2 separate regions of the Homo sapiens genome follow, and region 1 is linked to region 2. Evidence: read pairs that join two places in POLR2A ChIA-PET (ENCODE). Cell type or tissue: HepG2. All regions are shown on one strand.

Region 1 (2,500 bases), 93 kb before region 2:
CTAGTAAGCACTTGATATCTGTTTATTTTAATGTTTATGCCCTACATTATCTATCACAAGTATTAAAGATTGATAGGTGCTCTGTAAATGTTAAATTGAGTTAATTATTTTCAATCTTACAGGAAGTTACATAAGTCATTCCTGTATTCATTTGTGAATTTTCGACATCCTATATTAAGAGTTGCACTTAGAATGTGAGTTCCATGAGGGCAACAGCACTTCTGTCTTACTGCTCTGTCTGCTATGTTGGCCCATAATTAACCACTCAGTAAGCCTTTTGTGAAAACAACCTCAATGAGTCTTCTACCTCAAGTCTTTTGAATAGGAATGGATTTAAAGCTGACCCCTAATACATCTTTCAAACTTTAAGTCAGTAAATTTTTTACAAACTTTTTTAAGTTGATAAATCCCTCAGAAATTATTCTGAGGAAGCTGATGGGATAGAAATGAAACAGACTAAGGGGCTCCAGGCAATCACCACTCCCCTTCGTTCTCCTTCCTCTGTTGGTGGGGATCAATAGAGCAGGATCCTCAAAACTGTGGAGTTCTTTGGAGCATACTTTGAAAGCCTCTAATTCTATTCCACGCTCTAATTTCCAAAAGAGGGAACTGAGGCCCGTGGTGGTTAAATGCCCTTTCCGAGGTTACACAGCTATACATGGTAGAGCCGACCCATGTCTTCTGACTCTCATCCCGTTGCACTTACAACTAGCCTGCATGTTCCCCTTTTCCCATATCGCATGGATAGCATCTTACGCATCTAAGTTTTTTTCTTTAATAATGATCTTCTCTTTTCTTTAAGAGACACCATCACTCCGAGTTGTACCACTTGCACCAGGCTAAATTATTCCTCAGTGTTTACCCCTTTCAGATATTTATAGACCATCATTATGGCACTCCCTAGTCACCTGTCAGCTTCCTAATATGTACATATATGGTTTCTTTAATCTTTCTGTACAGTCGGCTTCTCTAGTCCCTTAATCATTTGTACCATTCTCTCTCTAATGCCTATAAGGGAACTGTTTAAATATAGTCCATATGGGAAAAGTAACCTCAACATGTTGTAACAGGGGGCAGAAAAACACGCTGAATAGATGAAAGGAACAATCTACAGGTTAATTAGTAGTATGGCCACAAATATGTGCACAGTTTTGTTTCAGAAATAAAGCAAGCTGTATTTGTTGTAACTATCTCTTCTTTGAACTTAACAGAATGCTGATAATGCCAAGCTGTGTTTACAGTCCAAATTTTTGCTGAAGACCTTCAACTTTGCACTCTCCCTGTGTGGTATCTCTTGCCCAAGACAGAACTTCAAATAAAATCACATAGCTGATGCAAGAAACCGTTACTGAGCGTATCCATTTTTATGCAGTTTCTGTGGACTTACATGGTTTCTGGGAGCTCCCTATAAGCCTTAGTAAGGGAAAGCTCTTGACTTATCTCACTAGTTATTAGGGATTTGGATATATGTTTACTAAATGTGATAATCTAAGTATGGAAACTACATTAGTACAAGAGGAATCACCCAGAAATACTCTACTGGCATAAATAAAACATTACCTATTGCCCAGTTTTCTCATTTGTTTCATTTTGTAACTTTTATAATGTGTCAATAAGTTTGAAGTCTTGAAGGGCTGCCCAGAAACCACCACAGAGTGGATTTTCCTTACCCTCAATCTGCCTTCATCAAAATTTAGTTTGTGTGTTTATCCTATAAAATTTATCTCATAATAAAAACTGAAGACTAGGACGGTCCTTAGAAAAACACTTGATTCGGTGTATTTATTTTATAAAAGGGAGTCACAGAGAGAAAATGTGGCCAGCTCAGGTACATGGCTTCCTAGGCAATGTTCCATTTCGCAAAACTTTCATTGGTCCAGAAAGTGTACCTTCATTCCCAACCAAATCCTTCCTATAATGCTTTCCATGCCTTTCTTCTGTGGCTCTCTCTGATGATCTCACAGGTCTATAAGCTCTTACAGGTAGAAATATGATTTCTTGCTGTGTTCTTATTATAAAGCATTGCCATGCAACTGAGAAGTAATGAGAGCCAGTGGATTTTATTAGAATGGAATTTTAACTTTTCTACTTTAAAACCCAGTGATTCTGCTAGTCTGGAGGTAGCAAAGAAGGATGACTATTTTCTCTCTCACACAAAGTAAGATTCTGAAGGGGCTTATTCTCTGAATGAAAAACGAGAGGAGAAAAGTAAGAACCTTCTAATGTTTTATTCAAATGTTAACAAAGAAATTTGAGAAGCATGTTTCCTTAAAATTGACACCATTTTTATCCCAAACATTCTGGTAAGTGATAGCAGATGACTGTGCAAGCTTCTATGGAGAGAGAGAGAGGAATTTTTCCAGGAGCATAGTCCCAGTGGGAAGTATTACCTAAAAGTAATACACTAATCACTTTCAATCTTGCATATTTCCACATACTGTGTGCACACATATGTGTATTAATAACTGTTCCCTAGACGTCACTTCAGCGCTCAGACAGC
Region 2 (2,500 bases):
ACATTTTACGGATGAAAAAAAGATTCTAGGAGGATAAGGGACTTTGTCACAAAAGTTAGCTTCTAAATGATGGGGGGACTCATATGCACCTTTTGAAACTCCTAAACCCATGTTGATTCCCCAAAGGCTTTGGTGGTCCTAAACATTTGACATAATCAGAGTCTATTATAAAAAGGTATGGCTTATCCAGCTCCTGGTTCCTCACTGTCTCCTCTATCTCAAAATATTCTAGAAAAAACTTTACTCCCTGAAAATATACAGCTTTAGGATAGGTGCAGCTCCATTTCATACTCTGATTTTCATTCCTCATTTGAAAAGTTGAAGCGTAATTTCTTATAAGACTTTAGAAGTTGAAGTCAGGACTGGATAAAGAAAATGTGGCACATACACGCCATGGAATACTATGCAGCCATAAAAAGGGATGAGTTCATGTCCTTTTCAGGGACATGGATGAAGCTAGAAGCCATCATCCTCAGCAAACTAACACAGGAACAGAAAACCAAACACCACATGTTCTCACTCAGAAGTGAGAGTTGAACAATGAAAACACATGGACACAGGGAGGGGAACATCACATACTGGGTGGGGCCTGTCGTGGGGGTCGGGTGCAAGGAGAAGGAGAGGATTAGGACAAATATCTAATGCATGTGGATCTTAAAACCTAGATGACAGGTTGATGGGTGGAGCAAACCACCATGGCACATGTATACCTATGTAACAAACCTGTACATTCTGCACATGTATCTCAAAAGTAAAATTTTTTAAAATAAGAAGAAGTTGAAGTCAGGGTATAGGAATCACAATTTGCAGTGCTATCTTTCACACTTCTTACCACCTGATGAAAATCACCAAATAGTATTTCTTCTTTTACCTAACATCTCTAGGAAAGAGAGAACCCTGACTGCACCTACAAGTAGGGAAAGGCATTTGAGTTACGCAAAGCTGCTTTTAACTCTGAAACTGTCCTACAGTGTAGCATATAAACAGGGAAAACATTTTATTGGTGTTTTAATAGAATCTTATCTAAATATCTGGAATCTTACTGCAAGGGCCGATCATTACTCTAGGTAGATTTCAAGGCCCACAGCTCCATTATGATGTCAACAAGGATAACTGATGTTTATTCTGTAGTTAGAGCCCCCAAGGCTTCAGCAAACATTTTGCTCATCACTTGTAGGACTAGCAGTAAATGTAATCATTGCAAGACTGAGCTAACACATCTGCTAACAGGGTTGTTCATTTGAGTAAACAGCAAGGTGATAAGGCGCAGGGACGGACCATTGGATTGAGTCAGACAGGCCCGAGTACAAAAACCAGCCTCACTACTTAAATCTTACATAGCCCATTAAGAGTAAGTTGCTTCACTTTGGGAGGCTGAGGCGGACAGATTACGAAGTCAGGAGATCGAGACCATCCTGGCCAACATGGTTAAACCTCATCTCTATTAAAAAAAAAATACAAAAATTAACTGGGCATGGTGGTGGGCGCCTGTAATCTCAGCTACTCAGGAGGCTGAGGGAGGAGAATCCCTTGAACCAGGGAGTCGGAGGTTGCAGTGAGCCGAGATCACTCCACTGCACTCCAGCCTGGCGACAGAGTGAGACTCCGTCTCAAAAATAAAATAAAATTAAATTAAATTAAATTTAAAAAAGAGTAAGTTGCTCAACTTTTTAAACTTTAGTTTTATTATCCACAAATAATAAATTATAAATTGCTGCTTTACATATATGATATAAAAATGCATCAATCCAGTTAATTTGGGGTAAATGGTATTATTCCAGTCTTACCTCCTAGAATACTCAGAAGACACAACGGTGTATCACTAGAAGGAGATAGTTTTGTTTTGGTTTGGTTTGGTTTCTTCAGTCTTCTTTTTCCTATTCCTTCCTTTTCCAAGAAACCCACGATTTCTTTCTTTCTTTTTCCAGCTATTGATGAGGTCAGGGAGTAATATGTTCAGATCTTTGTTGTATCTTTGTTCCGTTTAGAAACCAGTATCTGGGAATTCAACAGAGAATTTGGGGTCACTGGAAGCTATGTTTTACCTACATACAACTACATCTTCCTCTTAGACCTAGAGACTAGATACTGAAAATGCAAAAGGAAGCCATATTGACACTCCCAAGGATAAGGGAAGGCATTACATCATCCTTTGTAATGGTGAATCTTGTGCATTTGTAGAGGGCTGGACTTTGGCTTCTACCATATTGTTTAGCTCTGTCAACCCCACACAAGGACTTTATTTATTTATTTAGACAGAGTCTTGCTCTCTTTCCCGGGCTGGAGTGCAGTGGTGCAATCATGGATCACTGCAGCCTTAACATCCTGGGCTCAAGTGATCCTTCCACCTCAGCCTCTCAAGTAACTAGCAACACAGGTATGTGCCACCTCATCTGACTAATTTCTTTTTAATTTTATATAGATGGGATCTCATTATGTTGCCCAGCCTGGTTTTGAACTCCTGGCCACAAGCATTATTATTATCCTCATCTTACACATG

Evidence for each region. ChIA-PET counts read pairs that join two places held together with the same protein. Peaks named below come from ENCODE experiments on the same cell type or tissue, not always from the same donor. Only the 100,000 strongest peaks of a DNase experiment are listed, where the experiment ranks them.
Region 1: POLR2A ChIA-PET joins it to region 2 with 9 read pairs; 1 of 35 experiments calls an interaction of 5 or more read pairs at or near these places.

Annotation. Positions count from the first base shown.
Region 1 is chr3:188,745,277-188,747,776 of GRCh38, forward strand. The region is part of intron 8 of LPP (LIM domain containing preferred translocation partner in lipoma); the gene reads left to right. Among named protein-coding and RNA genes, the nearest start is that of MIR28, 58 kb to the left of the region's middle. In HepG2, no CTCF peak of the experiment used is centred here; a DNase peak (open chromatin) is centred at 1,185.
Region 2 is chr3:188,838,265-188,840,764 of GRCh38, forward strand. All of the region lies in intron 9 of LPP (LIM domain containing preferred translocation partner in lipoma), which reads left to right. Among named protein-coding and RNA genes, the nearest start is that of TPRG1-AS1, 110 kb to the right of the region's middle. In HepG2, no CTCF peak of the experiment used is centred here; DNase peaks (open chromatin) are centred at 1,217 and 2,217.